Linked DNA regions of Mus musculus: region 1 is linked to region 2. Evidence: chromatin loops called from intact Hi-C (ENCODE). Cell type or tissue: gastrocnemius. All regions are shown on one strand. Each heading gives the region's core, and the rest is flanking DNA. Links, peaks and the distances in the headings are about the cores only.

What was found. A loop is a pair of places that touch in the nucleus more often than their neighbours do. Peaks named below come from ENCODE experiments on the same cell type or tissue, not always from the same donor. Only the 100,000 strongest peaks of a DNase experiment are listed, where the experiment ranks them.
Region 1: it touches region 2 in a loop (2.1-fold over the local background); 2 of 42 quality-filtered maps call a loop at or near these places.

The regions. Positions count from the first base shown.
Region 1 is chr10:84,904,864-84,915,167 of GRCm38, reverse strand. It overlaps Rfx4 (regulatory factor X, 4 (influences HLA class II expression)), which reads right to left. Exons shown (of 18, transcript NM_001024918.1): 18 at 8,632-10,213. The coding sequence ends at 9,941. Among named protein-coding and RNA genes, the nearest start is that of Ric8b, 7.6 kb to the left of the region's middle. In gastrocnemius, for the core only: no CTCF peak of the experiment used is centred there; DNase peaks (open chromatin) are centred at 5,157, 5,667, 6,481 and 6,960.
Region 2 is chr10:84,980,403-84,990,706 of GRCm38, reverse strand. All of the region lies in intron 7 of Ric8b (RIC8 guanine nucleotide exchange factor B), which reads right to left. It overlaps Gm34633 (a long non-coding RNA gene), which reads left to right. Exons shown (of 3, transcript XR_003948930.1): 2 at 2,901-2,991. Among named protein-coding and RNA genes, the nearest start is that of Gm34633, 18 kb to the left of the region's middle. In gastrocnemius, for the core only: CTCF peaks have their summits at 2,978 and 4,524 (motif pointing right); a DNase peak (open chromatin) is centred at 4,479; H3K27ac peaks cover 840 bases.

The sequences.
Region 1 (10,304 bases), core at 746-8,745, 75 kb after region 2:
AGTTTCTGTTGCTGCAAGGAAACACCAAGACCCAAAAGCAAGTTGGGGAGGAAAGGGTTTATTCAGCTTATACTTCCACATTGCTGCTCATCACCAAAGGAAGCCAGGACAAGAACCTGGAGTCAGGAGCTGATGCAGAGGTCATGAAGGGGTGCTGCTTGTGGCTTGCTTTATGCTCAGCCTGCTTATAAAACCCAGGACTACCAGCCCAGGGATGGCACCATCCACAATTGGACAGGACCTCCCCATTGATCACTAATTGAGAAAATGCCTTACCACTGGGTCTTACTGAGACATCTTTCTCAACTGAGGCTCCTTCCTCTCTGATGGCCCTTGCTTGTGTCAAGTTGACATAAAACCATCCAGTACAGTAGCCAAGGCCTCCTGAAGAGAATAAGTAGAAAGTATTCCAGTAAAGATATTTTTCTTTAAAAAATGAGGGCTCTTACACATCTTTGAAATGTCTGTTTAGCAGAAATAGGCTATATTTTTAGTCTCCAATTCTGTATTTCTAAAAAAGAAAACAAAATGTGGAGTTGAATGAATTAATAGCTTAGGAAATTGCTTTTTTTTAAAATAATCTTGTGCTTATATTCTGATTTTTATGAATCCAAGTATCTTTGACTCTAACTCCAGTCACTCTTTAACCACTGATGAGACTCTAGTCGCAGAAAACTTAAGTGACTTATCCAAAGTCAATAGTTAAAGTTAGAGTCTGGGACTAGAGCCTAGACTAAGCCAGTAGATCAATTTACTTCCCTAAATATTGATTATGTGATACTTTCGGTGGCTGGAAACTCTTGTTAGCAATAAATCCAGTTTCTCTTACTGTGTAGGTGGCATGGAACTAAGGAATTAGCATTTAGAACTTCAGAAATCAGCCGGGTGTGGTGGGGCACACCTTTAATCCCAGTACTCGGGAGGCAGAGGCAGGAGGATTTCTGAGTTCAAGGCCAGCCTAGTCTACAAAATGAGTTCCAGGACAGCCAGGGCTATACAGAGAAACCCTGTCTCGAAAAACAACTTCAGAAATCAATGCAACCAATACATAAAAGCCATCACTTTTGAGAGATACTCATACAATACTTCTGTGCATATGAATGTATAGTGTTTTGCTAGCCTCAAAATATTTCCACATATCTGTAAGGTCAATAGAATAGGCACTATATATGTGTGTGTATATATTATATATGCACTATATATATGTATATATGAGAGAGACAGTGTTTGGGGTGTTGATTATGATTCTCTTTGGTCATAGGTGAACAAATCTGCTAATAAATGGTATAACTCAGGAACAAGTGTGCTCCATATTCTGATATCAAGATGTCTATGGCCTTTTGAGTAAGGGCCAATCAAAAGGCCTACAAATAGATACTAGGGTTTTTGTTGGTTTTGTATGTGTGTTTGTTTTGGACTATGATATCACCTGCTGTAGAATTTTCTCCTGTCATGGCAGTGGGGTATTTGAGAAGTGGCAAACTGAAAGCCTTTAAGGAGCCCCTGACACTGTCAGTCTTAGAATCCAACGCTTCCTCTCTGTCATACTTTTTGTCCATTTTCCTTAGAGGCAGACATTTAGAAACCAAACAGTTCTGTAGTTCCAGAAAGGGAGTTCAGAAAATTCCATTCATTCAAGATAGGACCGGTCACTTGGCAACCACCACCTCCCTGTGTGGAGCAGCCACTTAGCCCTCTCTTCACCCAGGGTCTTCAATTTGGGCAACCAGGACTGACCTGGATCTTATTTTAAATCTTAGTCCTGTGATTCTAAAACAATGAAACCACATTTGCATACTCATATGCATATGCATGAGGGGGGTTTGGAAATTACCTGTAGGTTCTGTGCATCTCTTTGTGTGGAAACACCTGAGATTAACTCAGTCTGTCTATGCTGAGGCCTGGGTACTGAGCATTTCAACAGTTTCCCAGTTGATTTAAACAGCAGTTAGCATTAAAAACAACAGCAAATGCATATTTTTGGAAGATTACCTAGTGAACTAGTTTTGGGGTGGTCTCCCAAAACCCTGTCCATGTAAAGGGTTTGGTGTTTTGGTTTTTTGTTTGTTTGTTTGTTTTTGAGAAATATGAATAATCTGGTAAAATGAGAATTCATTTCATTTCTTAAGGATGAAGTCACCCTTTCATAACAAGTTAATTAGTATAGTTTGTTCTTTTGACAAATATTTTCCATTTTTTTTTTGAAACATCACTTTGTGTTAGACACCATAACAAAATAAAGACAAGTGGCAACAATTGATGCAATCCTTAACGGATATAAGAAGCAACCAAACAGAAAATGAGTTCTTTTTCATGATAAGGAGTAAATTAAATATAATTACTGTACAAATCAAAAGAAGTAGTTGGGCAAAGGGGTAATCAGAAGAGCTTTCTTGGAGGAGGTTTGCTCTATACACCTTTGGTGAGATGCAAATGCTGGAGAAGCACGCAGGATGTGGGTTGTTGTGATGGGCAGCAAAGACACTGCTGCCAAGCCCAACACCCCATCCCAAGCTTCCACAACGTGGAAGGAGAGAAGCAACCCGACCGTGCAGGTTGTCTCTGCCCTCCACATGTGATGGTGTGAACAATAAAAATGTAGGCAGCCTTGGCAATCTGTTCACTTGAGCCTGTACTTGAGCATTGGCAAATACACTTATAATAAATAGATCTGCACTGACTGTGTACAGTAGGTTTTTACATTTAGCATAGGAAATGGGCCCTGCCCTTCAAGAGTTTCTATTTTCCCAAGTTCTGGAATGTTGGTCAGCTCTGTTTGCAACTTGTTTTGGTTTGTTTTCGTTTGGTTTTTTGTTTTTTGTTTGTTTGTTTGTTTTGTTTTTGTGTTTTTTGTTTTTTGTTTTTTTCGAGACAGAGTTTCTCTGGCTGTCCTGGAACTCACTTTGCAGACCAGGCTGGCCTTGAACTCAGAATTCCCCCTGCCTCTGCCTCCCATGTGCTGGGATTAAAGGCGTGCACCACCAACACCACCAGGCCGTTTGCAGCTTGTTGACTTGGAATCCCATACACATTTCTCTTGGGAAAATCCAGCCCTTTGGGTGACAGTGCAGAACTGTCTTTCAACAAGAAGACTAGGGGTGGAAAACCGATTCTTCCCTCCCGTCCCCACTGTGTGACTCTCAGAAAGCCGATGGCTTGTCAAATGCCTGGACACCCTTCTCCCAACCAACAGAAAACGCAGAAGCCAAAAAGCTTTTCATGAATGTTCACTCTGTCATTGGGCATTAAGGCCATCGCTTACACTCCTGGGATGCTGACCTGCTCAGCTGCAATGAAAATAATTAGGCCTGTTTTGTGGAACCTCTTAAGGGTTAAAAGAGATGGCTGTCAGCGTGGTCAGCATATAGGACTTGGCCTGGAGTGACCATGCTCAGTATCAGCCGGACTGAGGTGGCGGGGCTTAACAAGACACTCTGAATCTTCAGGATTAAGATTGTGTTTCATGGGATATTTTGTTTTGTTTGGTTTTGTTTTTCTGCCACTTCTGTTATTTTTAATTATGTGTGTATGTATGTATAGGTGGGTGGGCATGTGTACATGTGTGCATACAGACACCCAAGGATGAGATGTCATATCCATTGGAGCTGGTGTCACAGGCAGTTGTGAGCTGCCTGCTGCTGGTGTTGAGAACAGTACCCACTGCTGGGTCTGGACAGCCCTGTTGTTTTATTTTGTCTTTTAAAGAAAGAAAATCCCAATATACTGCTTGATTTGTGTAGCTTTAAAGTAACTAGCTTCTTTTATACTACATTCTACCATACAGGTTTGAGATAGTGACTCAGCCTCTGTGCGTGTGTGTGTGTGTGTGTGTGTGTGTGTGTGTGTGTGTGTGTAAATAAGGAGTCTAAAGCACTCTTTCAACACCTCTTCAAACCAATGCCTTTGCAATTAAGTGTATTGAAATTCACATGTCAGAGGAAATACATTCTCACAAGCCCTTCTTCCCAGCACCTCCCTCTGCAGTAAAGCATTAATTTACTTACCAACATTTGATTAAACTCTTAAGGTTCAACCCTAGGAGGAGGCAGCAGTGGACAAAGGATTATTGTCATTCATCATCAACACAGTTAAGTCTTCCCCTCCCATTGCCTATGAAGGATTAGCATTTCCCTGAAAGGAGCAGGACAGAATAAATTGCATCCCTGGCCAAAGAACTGCCAGCTCCTTTCAGCTGGGGGCACACACTGGGGGCTTTTCCCATATTAGTCAGCTTTAGCTCAACTTCTGGGCAGGGCCTACATCTGAATTTCATGGGTTTCAGGATCAGTCAAAATAGAATTGTAGGGTTGTGGAGGTCAGAGGCCACCTCTGTCAAAGGGTAGTGACCTTAACAGCAAGAGGTGGCCAAGCCCTCTCCTACTTCCCCCCACACCCCAATGACTTCATTCTAGTCAATGCTTGGCTCATTGATCCTTCCCTGTGGCGCTTTTTTTTTTTTAAACGTAATAAAAATCCCCCTGAGACCTGATTTAAAAAACAAAACACGAAAAACATTATTGATTTCCTTTCTTCCTATTTCTTTGTAGAATAACCAAATCCTGGCCCTTGCACCTGCATCGGCCATGCCTTCCTTGTAAAATGATAGCAGAAAAGCTGCCATTCTTGTACAGTGTCACCTGGTGGTGGTGGGGTGGGGTGGGGGGAGCGGGGAAGAGCTGGAGTCCCGTTTAGGAACTGCCTTCCTTTAATGAGCACCATTTCCCAGAACTCCTGAACGTCTGTTGGAGCCCATTTGGTTGTATTACCTTCGGCCAAGCTTGATTTAAAAGCTCCAAAGCTGCTCTGAGGAGAGCAACAGGGTAGGGTGGGATGGGAACAAAGGGAGACAGGAAGGAGCCTGGATGGACCTGGGGGTAGCATCCGGATCACAGTGCTGCCCTTTAAGCTGTGTGCCCTTGAACAAGGGGGTGAAATAAAGTGTGGGAAGCACTGTCGGGCAGGGCAGGAAAGTGATAACGTCTGATACATCTGATACACCAGTACCTCGAAGACCCCCAAGCAATAGTATAGATGTGTTTCAGAGCTGTCAGAGACCACTCAGTGAACGGAGGAAGGTGAGGCAGGAGCCTGCTTTCATGGTTGTTCCCTCCGAGGTTAGGACTCGTGCCAGACGTCTTGGATACCAACCTTCAGAGGGGCACAGTTTGCCAGTTTTTTGAGAATGAACATATCTCAAGCTTTTCTCAGGCTTTTCCATTAGACCGTTATAAATACCATCCATCGGGCGTGCAGCTGTTTCTGGGGCCGATTTTTCTCTTCTCACCCCTGCTGTCCTGGTCAGACCTGACTTTTTCCCCCCCATAATAGATCTCAAAGAACCGGTGTTAGCTCTTGAAGCGTTTCTAATGAGAAAGGGGGCCGGAAGACTGGGGAGTCCTATTTCTCCCGCCCACCCCCTCTCATCACCCACTCTCCCTTCCTAGCAACAGCTCTTAACTCCAGCCCACGGCTTCTGCCCCACCTACACCAGCAGCAGCAAAATGTGGGGGTGGTAGAGTTGGGAGGGGGTTCTGGGGTGCCAGAAGAGAGTGAGAAAGAGCTGGGGAAGGAGGTTAGTGACCTCTGAGGAACAAGAGGAATCCCCAAGGACAGTGTCCAGGCTGGCTGAGCCTGGGAGACTGCCAAGGAACCAAAGCCGAGAAGGTTCGAAGAGTAATGCAAAGTGACAGGGAGCTTGCGCACACTACGCGGAGGAGAGCCAAGCAGCAGCAGAGACGGGAAGGTTTGTCTGCTAAGAAAACCAGCACAGTGTAGGCTGTAGCGAAGTGCCCATTTTACATAGTTAATGGCTCGCCGGTCTAGATACACTGGAACCCTGTAGAGAGAGGGGTGGTGGCTCATGTGAAGTAGGTCCTTGAATCTTAGAGCTGCGAGGTGGGGGACCTCCGTCACAGTGCATCCACTGATACATGAAGTCACATCCTTTCTAGAATAGGAATGTCCCTGCTACGGCCTGTCTTTGGTGGGACCAAGATTTGGCCTCATTCACCACTGCTTCACGTTAAGACCAAATCAGAACGTACCTCCTTTATGGTTTTAAGCTTCTAGTGAATTACATATTTGAGCCATTTGTTCAGATCTCAATAAATCTCATTCAATTTTACAGAGCTTTCCTCCTAGGAGACCCATGGCAACACCTTCCTTTGCCCTTTTGCCTATAATAAGAATGTTATCTCATGCCCTTTCCCAGGGTCCAATAGTTTAAAAATCTTGCCATCAGCCGATGAGAGGAACAGAGACCTGAGGCTCCCCATCCATCTCCAGCTTCACGGCAGCCATTTTAGATAGGTCTAAAGACAGTTCTGAACAGAGAGCTAAGATTCCTGATGGGAGAGGGAGAATGGGTAGAGTTGGACAGGAGGCAGTTGTGGGGTCTTTGGTGATGATGGGCAGGTGTGCCAGTCGAGCCTGCAGGCATGGACCTCACTCAGTATGTGTGTTGGCACCGGCTGGAGAAGCCAGTATCCTGTCCCTGCGACTGCCTTCTTGAATCACTGCCCAGCTGCCAATCTAGCTTGACTGTTCACTCCCAAAGGCCTTGCTTTTTCAGCATAAACACCATGATCTGAAATCTCAGTGCCATTTAACATGCCTGCTTCAGGCCCAGAATAGGAGGTAATTCATCCAAGGTCATATGATGGTGAAGCAATGGCTACCCTTAATGATTTGGGCCTTTAACCCCATGGTTGGGGTTCCTCAATGGCAGTCACTCTGGATTTGCATGGTTGCGGTCTCTGAGGGGCCACGCATTTCCTTCCTATCTAGATCTGGGAGGACTACAGGCCTGGTAAAGGACACAGGGCAAATGCTAGGGATGCCACAGAGCTGCAACGTGTGTGAGCCATCCTGGCTGACGATCATGACTTCAACCAGTCTCAAGCTGTCAGAGGCCCTTTCAAGAGAAAGTCCCATTGCCAAAACTCTTCTGGTTTTCTCTGACAAGTGATTGGCCCCACTCCCAGTTACCAGCCATGCCCATCTGCACTCTGGTGACCAGAAAGGAACCACTAGAAAGAGAAGGCCCATTGGGTCCTGCCCCACAACAGCTGTCTCCTTTCCTAGTCAGAGCTTCCCATCTCCTAAGGTGAAGGTTTTAGGACAGTTGGGAGCACACTGGTGCCCTGAGCACTGGAAAGGATGCTCTATGCCTCCTGCCATCTTCTCAAGCTGCTTCTTTGCTGGTATCACTCACTCACTCCTGGTTGTGCTGTGAGGGCACCGGTGCACATTTGCTCACTAGGGAGGGTCATGGAGCCCCTTCTCCATCTCTTGGCCTCAGGCTCTTGTTCATGGTGACAAGTTTCCACCCAAAGTGCTGTGCAGCTAATGAGCTTTGGCTGTTATTTGTACACGGGTGTTGTTTATCTTGTTACCTGGCTGGAGAATTTGATAATGACTTGGCTTTGTTGTCGTTGCTTTGTGGGTTTTGTTTTTTTGTGTTTGTACTCATTAAGACAAAGGTCAGACTTACCACACCTCTGTTGATACAGCACTTACTATGAAGTCTGAGTGGCCAGTAAGGCTGGTCATCCTGAGGGTTATTCTCAACAGTGGCTAAAGTCAAATTTTCCCTCATCCTCTCTCTTGCTTTCATCATATAAAGCTAATGGATTGTGGACAAAAGGTCAAACCAATTTACCATGGGAGAATGAGATCCAATATCCATGCGCTTTTTTTTTTTTTAGAATAACACAGCTGAATATATTTAAGGGGAGGCTATGTATAACATAAATAATTTCCATCTTAAAATCAGCTTGCAGGTATAAACATGTTATGTAATAGCATGCAAGGGCTTGGCTTTAAAAAGAAATCTTTCAGAATGCAAATTAAGCTGTCACATTCTCATACCTTCGGGTTAACACAGTCACTGCTGCATGGGCTTCTGCAAATCTATGCCTCTGAATCTCTCTTAGCTCCTAGATCCTTAACAATCTGGGCAAAGCGAAACCACTTCTTTCCTGCTACCCTGCTTTTCTGTATCCCTTCAGCTACAGAATGGAAATGCCGGGCTGGAGGAGAACGTAATTCTTGCTATGAACTCAGTAATGTTCCTGCTCTGCTCATTCTCGTTTAAAGCAATGCACTTGAAATATCTTCACACGCCATGATCATTAACGCGTAATGAACTAAGTGCCAGGGGAACTCTTGCTGATGCTGGTACTAAGGAAGAACAGTGCCTGCAAGAGCTGAGGCTTTTCACTCTTTAATGCGAGAAGCTGAGAAGCTGACGGGCAGACATAGGGCAAATCCCAGTTTGTAGAACAGGTCCTCTACAAACCTTCGTCGGTGCTCACTCGACCATTATTAGTCAGGACAAGTCAGTAGGGGACTGAGTAACAAAACCATACATACAGCCACACAAGGCTTTTGTTGCCTGCCTGCCTGCTCGCTTGCTTTTGTTCTTTTGAGACAGGACGCAGGCTGGCCTTGAACTCACTATTCTCTGCCCTCAGCCTTCTGCATGCTGAGATCCTGGATAAGTGCAATCACACCCAGCAAAACCTTTCAGTTTTGTTCTGCCTACTCATACCCCAAGGATTTAAGAATGGCACCAATTCATATTGGAGACACACACCCAGCATATCAAGTGCAAATGAAAAACGGAGGCTGGTCATTTCAATACTTTTTATTTGAGTGTGAAACCATCCATATCTTGCACAACTGTACAGATAAAACTATTTCCATTTTAGCTGTAGACATGATTATCACACTGGGTGGTGTGATCAAACATTTTATTTACAGAACATTTGCTAAAACATCCGATGTCATATTTCCATTTATTTCTTACCCATAGGGTAATAGGTCCACCATAATTGCTTGGTGCATCTTATAATACAGAAAGAAAACCTATGTTAATCTCTAACAAACCTCACAAATAGCTACAAATCTGACAAAAAATACCTAAGAAAAAATTTTCCCAAAGTACAATACATTTTTTTTATTTCCACACATACACAGTATAGTATAGACTCAAAGGCACAGCTTTGAATTTTTTTTTTCTAGCAAAGTGTCAGAAAGTATTCTAGTCTTATGAAGAAACCAGACAGTTGTTTTCACACTTGGTGCTTGCTAAGTGAAAGTCTGCTCCATCCAGCTTCGCAAAGTAACACAGTGGAGGACAGTGTTTAGTGCCATAAATCCACATTTCTCACAGAACTTAAGAAAACCCTCTCCTGCCTTTTGCTGATGCTAGCCATTGTGCAAACTTAGGACAAATCCTTGTACAGAGAAGAACTGGTCCCTACAGACATCAATCAACGAAAGGCAATATATAACAGGCCTCTTCTGTCCCTCAACAACAGTGCTTACAGTCCAGGACAATGCAGGTAATATGGCAGGTACGAATGGAACTTAGCAGGGAGCTTAGCATTTTCAAAAACTTCCAGGGACTCCAGGAAGTAGGAATGACATCACCAGGAAGTCGGGATGTGGATTACATGTCTGAGGGCTGGTAACCGTACAGCGAGGTGACAGACAGACAGGTGGCAAGGTGAATGCTCTTGGTAAATTATGTGCCCGTCCAAGAACACAAACCAGATTCTGGCTCCAGTATCCATCCTTCAAGACTAAAGAGCTTTGTCAACAAGAAAATAAGTACCCTATACAAGGAGTAGTTGCCATGCAAGGTCATGGAACAGAGGGGAAAGGCACAGATTGGCCTGCCCAAGATAGTGCTCTATAGAAACAGTCAAGTCTGGCTTGGCTACAGAAACCCAATCCCACTGACTTTTAGTGACTCCTGTTTCTGAACTAAAGTCTATTCACTCCACATTGAACATCCTCTTGTTCATTAGGAGAATGGATGCTTAGGTCAGCCCGCAAGTTATGATGTATTGAAATAAAGTCTTCTGGAGGGTGGGTACTGGGTTTATTATTATTATTAATTATTAATATTAAATATGGATTTCTATGAAAGCAGTCACTTAGCCCATCCAGTGGAGGCCTCTCCGTTGATGTAAGCAAAGCCAGGAAAGTGTTGCATGTGCTCATACTCAGAATTCCTGCGCGTGGTCAGCGGGGTGTACATGTCACTAGAGTTTCCATACCTCGTGGAATGCACAGATGGGCTTGTGTAGCATGCGTTGGCAGTCGGCACCTCTGGCCATCGGGGAGTCACTGGGGTAGGATGCAGCCTGGGAGTACTGCTCATCAAACAAGGTTCCATCCTGGAAGTGGGGCTATTGAAAGGGTACTTGTGGAGGAGAAAAAGTCCACAAAATTAAAGTTAGCTTGAAGTTATGTGCACCCAACGGCAATCTTATTTAAGCTAAAACATTTCAAGA
Region 2 (10,304 bases), core at 1,116-9,115:
TGAGTAGTATGTTCATAAAATGACATGCTAAGGTCAACTGTAGAAAACAACACTATACATTTATCCATGTATAAAGCCAAGATAAAACCTACATTTGAAAGCACCACAACTTATACCATTCACCTAAAAAAAATGCTAGAAAAATTCAGAGAAGCACACACAGGTGCTAAGAAGGAGGAAGGGGAAAATATGTGTGGACTTCCGCTGGGACAGAGGATCATACTGAAGGAGGAGAGAGAGAAAAGCAACTCTAAGAATGTTTGAAAACAACCATAAGCTTACTTACAAGTACATAGTGTGTGTGTGTGTGTGTGTGTGTGTGTGTGTGTGTGTGTATGCACACGTGTGTTGTTTGCATGGAGTTATGTCACATATGGTGATAATGCTCCCTACCAAGTGACTAAAAGACTAACAGAAACCCCAGTGACAGGCATGGGAAACCCCTATTTAAGTTGTTGATCAGGAAGGGTCCAATATAGGCCACTGCCATTGCCCTTGGTTGCTCCCCAGAACTTGAAGGAAGACCCCACTACTGAGGACACCACACACTTCAGACACAGGACTTGGAGGCATCAAGCGGGAAGTACCCTGGGAAGCTCCTCTCTTAGGACTTTCCCAGGATCTGAAGGTGTATAAAAGCTGCCAAGGGACAAAAGCAAGCAGCAGTCCAAGCCAGCATGGAGCCTATGACTGCCTGTCAAGAGAGTCCCAGTGGTGCAACAGTAACCCTGCTATCCTGAGGCTAACCGAGAGCTGTCTAAGCCTGGTACTACAAGCTAGGCAACTATCGCTGGCTGGAGAGGTCATGGACCCCACAGAAGATACCACCACTGTCATTTCCCCAATGGAACCTAATCTCTAACTGCATTCTAAATACTTACCCTGATGCCCACAGATAAATAGAGCCTCATCCCTCGTCAAAGAAGCAGATGGAGGCTACTACAGAGGCCCGTGACTGGTCAACACACAGGGAATAAATGGCAGTGGAGTCCACATCCCATCCCGTACATCTACAAGGAACACTTACACCTAAGACTCAAGGCACTGGGAAGGCGGGGTAGAAAGACTGTGAGAGCGAGAATTACAGGGTATTTGCTACTAGACAGTTTTGCAGGCACAAAGGGGATGCTGCACCCATTACATCTCCAGTGTAGCTTCCTAAATAAAGCCTGCATGATGACACCATCAGTCAATATGCCAACACGGATGGAGAAATTTCCTAAGGCCCCACCCTTAGGTGAAGAGTGCCTGGCACTCGGTAGCTGCTGAGAAAGGAGGAATCCGTCTTCTCCAGTGAGGAGCTCTCTGAGGTTGGCCAATCCCAAGGGAGCAGCCCTAAACACAGGCACATAACAGCAAACTAAATCAGCTCAGCAGGGTGTGTATGTCTGCATAATTATATTAGAAGAAGGCAGGAATTTGAGAAAATAGGGCATGGAGGAGTTGGCATGGTGCGGGTTGGAAATAATATTCATGTATAAATTTTAAAAAACTAAAATTAACTTTTTATTATAAAGGGCTAAAATAGAGAAAGAGATAGGAGATAGTCTAGTCAGAGTATGTAACTATAAAGAGCCTGGGAAACATGAATAAAGCTGTTAAGTTTTGAGTGTTTAACTGGAGAGCACCCCTTTGATAGAGAAAATAGCCACTCCACGGACACATGAAACTATCCCTCCTCTCAAGGAATATTAAAACTGGTTCCATTTGTATAAAATGAGACATGGGCTAATAAGACAAAGATATTAAACGAGAGTTATACTCTGTATCCCAAGCTGGCCTGGGCCTCACTTCCTCCTTCCTAGGTCTCCGGAATGCTGAGGTCACAGGCAGGTCCTCCACACTCAGCTTACACTCGTCATTCTAACCTTAAAACCTATCAGTAACTGCACTCCTCAGTGCTACCAGCAAACACTATGCAAGCATTTAATGAGGGGTAGTAATCTGAACCTTAATAAATCTGATACGCTGTCTCTTGCTGCCAGTGCCTTAAGATGCAGAGATTCAAGTAAGTTAGGAAATGCATAATGAATTAAGGGAACAAATGTCTAGAGTATATATGTATCCTTAAGACATGATTGCAATGGTCAGATACAAATCCACTCATGATCAAGGACCACAAATCTAAGCCCTCAGAACACTAATGCCTAGCTAATAATGACCCCTGAGATTTTAATGAAAGAATATTTACTGCTCTTTTACTGGAACATATGTCAATTCTGAGATAAATGGGTTACAGAGATGATTTAAGGCATATTAATGCTCCAAAAATAAAGTCAAATAAAATTTTGTTAAAATTTTAAACAACAAGATATTGGGAAGCAGAGACGGGAGTTAAGTGGAATATAAACTCCTAGCAGAGAGGAGTGCGGGAGAAGCGTTCGCTTCCCTTCCAGTGTGCTGCTAAATAGCCCACTGAAACCCTGCTGGACACTGTGTAGGGAAGAAAGGAAACTGACTGAACCTGGCTAACCAAAAAAGGAAAGATCTTCTGATGGTGCTACGTATGTGCACTCATGGGCTCACACAAGGATGCCTGTTCTGTCATGGTAACTGTCAGTTATTACCTGAAGATGCTGCTGAAATCAGATGACTCCCTGAAAGCTGACATTATAAGGATACTAGATACTAGAGAGAGAATGTAGCCACACAGTGGGTGCTGGTGAGACACACACTGGCAGGCAGTGTTGAAAGCCTACACAGACATTAGTTCTATTGTTTTACCACAAAGCAGGGCTTCCATTCCTTTACTGAGAGGAAGGCACACCCAGAGACCATTCTCCTCCCTCCTCAGTAGGAACCTTTCCATCCAGTTAAACTCTACGTCCTCTAGATCCAGCAGCTCCTCTAACTAGTACTGTTTTTTAGACCTGTATCTTCCCATTTCTGCTTCTCTCCAGGTGCACAAGACATCTTTTGTTCAGTACGAAGCTAACTATGTTACCTTCCTGGAGGACGCCTCCCCTGCTCCCCCTAAAGGCTGGAACACCAGTAGGTTGAACGGCTCCTGTCTTGCAGCCCATTCTTTCTAAAGTTATGTTCTATCGTATCCACTTCTCAGATCCTGAATTGTTTGTTTCTGTAACTACTTCCACTTAAAAGTGTCCCTCCCGGTTGCCACTGTAGCAAGCACAACCCTGCTTTAAGAACTTATTCCCACTGTGGGGAGACACATGCTAACTGCCCACGTGACTGAACTCCCAGGGAGCAGTTTGCTCTTTTAAGTAACATTTGTGGGAGCATAACTGCCTGTAAGATACAAGATCTCCAGTGTGAAGAAGCTGGATGTTGGGGATGCAAGCTCTACATCGTTACAGCACAGCCAATGGGGAAGCTTGAAACAACACAGATGAGTCAAAACGGCAGGACGAAGAAAATCAACTTTGCCGCAACAGCCAGAGTGTTCTTCACAGATGAGTCCACGGTGCTCTTCGAAGACAAAACTTAGTGTTCTGAGGCCATGGGGAAGGGCAGCCCAGGTAGCGCTAAAGCATCAAGTTAGAAGCAGACGGGGTACACTGACACAGTACAACTCTACGAGGCAAGGGGCGGGAGTAGAATGTGGGCTTCCCCAGGCAAGCATGAGGAAGCCCTGCGAGCTCACACAGGGGCAATGGCAACATTCTGTCCACATTTTATAACAAACCCTAGTAGCCACCTGGCAGACAGACCAAAATAATCTGATTAGAAACAGGAGGTCTGACTATATTAGTATTTTAAGAAAATGATTTTAAAGGCATATAACATGAAGTGGTGTGGGAACAAAATGGAAGAAAAAAATTAAAAATGGTATCTAGGAAGTAAAATCTGTAAGGTGTAATTGGTTTTACATGTACAGAAGGTAGGCGGGGTAACTGTAGATGACGTCCCTTCACAGAGGGTGTGAGCAAAGGACACAGAAAGGCTGAGGAACATGGGCCCTGGAGAAAATGCATTCCACGTCAGACAGAAGAGGGAGGCAGCCCTGAGAAACTCAGGTGCAGATGTGCGGTCCACAGGCGAAGCATGCCAGGTTCATCCTGAGGCAGAAGCCAGGAGTGAGACAGTGGTGTTCAGAGGGTGACTATGGAATTCAATGTGGGACCGGAATGAGTGTCAGCAAAGGAGACTGAAAAGAACGGCTGTCAAAGGCCGTCCAGGCCTGGCCTGGCACAGACATATTGAGAAGCGCATGCAATATCATCAGTATTTCAAGATTCCAAGATGCAAAAGCTTAAAAAAAAATTAAACCCAAGCACAGAGAGGACCAACTCACAGAGGAAGGCTTCTAGGAAGACAGGAAGAAAAACATGAACGGCAAAGAAGCAGCTTAGCAGCAAGCTAGAGAGAGGCCAAAGGCCCGCCCGCAGCCTGAGCTGGAGGGAGGCACACGCAGGTGGCACAGAGCTGCAGGTGGCACAGGGCTGCAGGGGGCACAGAGCTGCAGGGGGCACAGAGCTGCAGGGGGCACAGAGCTGCAGGGGGCACAGAGCTGCAGGGGGCACAGGGCTGCAGGTGGCACAGGGCTGCAGGGGGCGCTGCTGGACAAGGCAGCTCAAGCTGAACTGATTGTAACTCACCCTACCACTTCCGTATGCGGCTGCCACATACGGAAGGCGTGAAATGTTTCACAGATCACTTTCTTTTGGCTAAACTATGTAGACTATTTTTAAGGAGCTGGAAGAGAGTATATTATTGTAAGAAGAATTGTACTGAAATGTTAGCAGGCAAAACGATGCGCTTCCTTGGCTGTTTCCCTACTCACCGCATTATAGCTGCTGCTTTTTTTTTTTTTTAAAGATTTTATTTATTTTATGTATGTGAGTACACTGTAGCTGTACAGATGGTTGTGAGCCTTCATGTGGTTGTAGGGAATTGAATTTTTAGGACCTCCGGTTGGCTCTATTTGCTCTGGTCTCCTCCGCCTGCTCAGTCCTTCTCGCTCTGGCCCTAAGATTTATTTATTATTATACATAAGTACACTGTAGCTGACTTCAGGCACACCAGAAGAGGGCATCAGATCCCATTACAGATGGTTGTGAGCCACCATGTGGTTGCTGGGAATTGAACTCAGGACCTTTGGAAGAGCAGTCAGTGCTCTTACCCGCTGAGCCATCTCTCCAGCCCTATGGCTGCTTCTTATCCATTCTCTTCCTCCCCCTTACCCCCTTCCGGCAGGGTTCCCTCTCCATGAGACCAGCCTTCTCCTGCTTTCACACTACATGCATTCCATTACAGGCACCCTCAGCTCTTGGGCCCCTTCTAATAGCTCCCTTTACACATTTAGGATTCACATTTTTCTCTCATTTAGACCTCACATATAAAAGAAAATATGGGTAGCATTGGTTTTTCTGAATTCAGTTTTTGTTTTTGCTTAGCATAATTTCCAGGAAGCTGACTTTGTGAAAGTAATAAACTATAGTTATGTCACAGCTCAACACAAGTTGGTAACCTGACTACACGTTAGCATTTTGGTTCCTGCTGGCTAGAGAAGTAGGCTGCCCTGGCACAGATGGGGATTTCAGACACCTAGGCGTTCCTGCCATGCCTAGTCTGTTAACACTTGACCCTTCTTGCTTCTGACTGCTGCTTACTGCGCTACTCTGTGGTTTGAGCACAGACTACAGCGCCTTCACACTGCACATGGGTTTGTGCATCTTTAAGAAACTTCAGCTACTGTGGCTGACATGACTTGGCCTGCACATAGACCTTGCTGCTCTCCCTGCTCCCCCAGAGCCAACCCCTTAGGCACAGTGCTAACACTGCTGCACCAGAACACCAGCTGCAGCCTCCCCTCCCCCCTTGCCCACATGGATGGATCTATGGATCCCACAGACCATCACCTCCTAACCTCCCTCCCCCCACTCAACACCTTATCCCTCAACTGCAGGTCACACCTGCCAGAAAACCAGCTGGGTTGCTGCAGACCTCCACTCTGTTTCCCTAGACCCAGTCCCTCAACCTCTCTGGCACAGCAACACACCACCAGCTGTGGCCTCCCTCCTGTCCACTTCTCTTGTGGACCCCACAGACTATCCCTCCTGACCTCCCTCCTCTGACTCATCACTGCTTCCCAGCCTCCATCACCAGCAGGCATTCCCTATGAACACACAGCCTAGCAGACCAGTAAAAGAACTAGCACACAGCCATCACACACTCTGAAAATGCAGACAGGAAACAGAAACTGAAGAACAAAACACCCACCCAACAAAGACAAATCCAGAAATCAGCACCTAGACCTATAATCACCCCAAACCCAGACACCTAGATGCCTGTGTAAGAACACAATAACAACCAGGGCAATACATCTCTACTAAGGCCCTGCAATGCTACAACAGCAGGACCAGAATATTCCAACACAGGAGAAGCACAGGAAAAAGACCTTCAGATAACAGAGGTCCTTAAAGAGTAAATGAATAAATCCATTAAAGAAATCCAGGAAAAGACAAACAATTGGGGGAAACGAATAAATCCTTCAAAGAAAGCAAGAAAAAAATAAACATCTGCATGTGCTTTGCCATGGGGAGGTCAAACCGGTGCCAGCATGGAGCCTTCCTCACTACACTCTCGTCTCTTTGGAGCAGGAAGGTACTCTGCAGGCTAGGGAAGGGAAATATGGACACCCACGCAGCCACAGCCTTTGATCGACAAGATGTGATACAGGGAAATGGTGGTACAGAACATTCAGGAGCAGCCGACCAATTCTGATTTGAGGCCTACTCCCTGCGAGGGAGCTCATGCCCGGCACTGCCTGGGTGGCCAGGAACCAAAGCCTGGCTAGTCCAGAGAGCTGGGGTAGAACCAGATTGACTGGCAGAAATCAACCAATCCATCAATCCTATGATTCCTAATGGCATTCTGCTATACTCAGAGATCAGGGCTCTGTCTAGTTGTCAGCACAGAGGTGTCCTCTAGCAGACAACAGAAGCAGATGTAGAGACCCACAGCCAGATATTATGGGGAGAGCCTAAATGGGGAGGTCCTCACTGGGTGTTTCCCCTCACCATTTGGGGAGTCCCAGAGGAAAGTGGTGTCCAGAGAGACTTAAGTGGCAAGCACGGGGCCTACAGGCGTCTGCACCAGGTCCTCTGTGTACGTGCTGTAGCTGTGAACTTGGTGTTTGTGTAGGACTCCTCACTGTGGGAGCTGGTGTGTCTCTAACTCTCCTGCCTGCTCCTGAGACTCTTTCTTCCAGTTGGCTGCCTGGTCCAGACTTGACATGAAGGCTTCTGCCTTGTCTTACTGTTTGTTTTGTCATGGTTGGTTGTCATCTCTTGGAGGCCTGTTCTTTTCTAATGGGAGATGGAAGGGGAGTGAATATGAGGGGGAGGGGAAGAGGTAGGGACAGGGAGTGGTGGAGGGAGGGGCGACTGTGGTTGGCATGTACTGTAAGAGAGAAGAATCTATTTCTAATAAGAAGTAGGAAGTTACTTGCTGGTCAGCAGCTCCTTAGTCGCAGCACTGAGTTGCACCTGAACAGCAGTGCCTCCTCACCAATCCCTGCAGCCCTCAGTCCTCAAGCAACAAACTGCTGCAAAGGGTAATTTTCACCTGTCACTTCACATGGACACTGCGGGTATTTTCATCACTAAGGGTTTGGCTGCTGCAGTTATTTGCATAAGTAAATAACATGAGGGTGAAAATCCTGACTGTTTTGTATACTTCTGTGTGTAGCATAAAAATACTCATCACATTCATTCATTCACTTATTATTTTAACTATCGTGGGTGCTTGCACACATATGGAGGTCAGAGGTCACCTGCAGTAGTCGGCTCTCTATGTATGGAACCTAGATGTCTGGGTCAAATGCAGGTGGTGAAGCCCAAGAGCAGGAACCCGTCTGTATCCACTGCGCCATCTCACCCGCCCTTGAATAAATGGGTTTTATTCCAAGAATACATTTATACAATTCTAATAAGATTGGAAAGAAAATCACGTGATTACACTAAGATATTTCTTTTTTTTTTTTTTTTTTTTTTTTTTTTTTTTTTTTTTTTTTTTTGGTTTTTCGAGACAGGGTTTTTCTGTATAGCCCTGGCTATCCTGGAACTCACTCTGTAGACCAGGCTGGCCTCGAACTCAGAAATCCGCCTGCCTCTGCCTCCCAAGTGCTGGGATTAAAGGCGTGTGCCACCACTGCCCAGCAGAAATTTCAAATTTTAATTGAAAAAATCCAAAATCCAAAAACAAAAACCAAGCAACACAAAAATAACTGCGCTGAGCTAGGCTAGGTCTGAGTTCAGCTGTATTAGAAAACTTCCCAAGTACTAGATATTCTAGGAAGAACAATGCCAACTATCTCAAATGAAAATAACCACAGAGTTCACTTGCAAAGTATGTGCTGCATTTGCTAAGCACCGACTCACCAGTAAGGTGGCACTGTCCTTAGATACATACTCATTATGAATTTTAAAGATGTACAAGTTAAGAAATGTATGTTCACTATAAAAAAATCTATACAGAACCAACAGTCTTCTCCGTGAGAAGTAACAGTGCTACGAACACAGTAATCACCCAAAGCCTTTGTGGGTGTGAGTGCAGGCAAGCGTGCCATGGCACGGGTGGAGGGGAGCTAGCCTCGGCTAGCTGCCGGTCCCAGCCGCCCATCCTGCTTTCTCTTGTTCGCACTGGGTAAGGCCTCTGCATGGAGATTTATGTCCGCCTCCTGTGGACATCATCGCTGTGGGAGCACTGGGATTACAGACACGCACAGCGGCGAGCGCGCGGCTTTCCGTGGGCTCTGAGGATTCTGAACTCGGGTTCTCATGCTGCGTATCTCCCTCCGCTCTGACATCCAGTTTTAAGTGAGTGGGCAACGGGTATATGTGCTGTAGTTTTATGAGCGTGTACACACACACACACACACACACACACACACACACACACACACACGCTTTTTAAAATGGGTGCAGATGTGTGTGCCTGAGTTTGTAGAAGTTAGACGACAACTTTAGGCATCATTTCTTTGGAATGCTGTCCAGTGCCTTTTGAGGCAGGGTCTCTCACTGGCCTGAAGCCTGACAACTGAGTTGAACTGTCTAGCCAACAAGCCCCAGGGATTCTTTTCCCAGGGATCCTCCTGTCTCTGCTTCTCCACTGCTGGGATTACAAGTGTGTGCCACCAAGCTTAGCTTAGTTACCCACCTACTTACCTACCTACCTACCCACCTACCCACCCACCCACCTACCTGCCTACTCACCCACCCTCCCTCCTTCTCTCCCTCCTTCCCTCTAATTCAGATCTTTGTGTAAGCACTTAACTAACTAACCTATCTCCCTATAGCTCATTTGTGATCTAAGAAGATCCAATCAGCCACTATTTTGGCAACACATGTGAGCAACTGTGATAACCATTTGATTATAAGGTGTAAGTCAATCTTTTTCTTCTATTTATTTATTTATTTATTTATTATTTATTTATTTATTTAGGTATTTTCTTCATTTACATTTCCAATGCTACCCCAAAAGTCCCCCAAACCTCCCCCTACTCCCACTTCTTGGCCCTGGCGTTACCCTGTACTGAGGCATATAAAGTTTGCGAGACCAATGGGCCTCTCTTTCTACTGATGGCCGATTCAATCTTGTTCAAGAAGAAGCTGAAGTGAAGCCATGTTACCAGTGGAGTGTCCTTAGTGGGTCAGGCAGTGGTTTGAAAGAGGGTCAAGCACCTGACACCTGTCACTGCTAATAACCGTTATCAACATTATAACAACATTTCAATTATGTTGCTAATAATGTGCCATCTTTATAGGAACGTAACTGGTTAAACTAAAAAGTCAGAAACAAGGTTTAAGGATACAGAAGATTTAAAAATTTGAGGAATATAGCACAGTGGTAGGGCAATTGACTAGCATGGATGGGACCCTAAGTTCAACAGAGAGGGAGAGGGAGAGAGGAAGAGGGAGAGAGGAAGAGGGAGAGGGCGGGGGAGATTTTGACAGGGGTGTTTTTCATCTCTTAACTATCTTACAAAACCGGGGTTCATCAAAAAATGAAATAACAATCAACTTAGATGTGATTTCTATACAAAGATACTATACAAAGAAGAGATATTACTTGTTATCTCAAGGGCAAAGGCCACACCTTAACAGACTTCTGGACATCCATCAAGTATATCACATGAGAAACATTCTGTGACCACAGACTGAAGAGTCAGTGAGGAAACCAACCTTTCCCTGGGATGTTGGGAGGAAGCAGAAGCAGGACCGTACTGGTCACTGGTCACCTGGATTAAGACAGGTGTCTGACAATGGCTCCCAAGCCGGAGACACTACAAGGTCTGGGGTAAGCACACACAGGCAAAGGTTAGACGCTTGTGTGTTTGG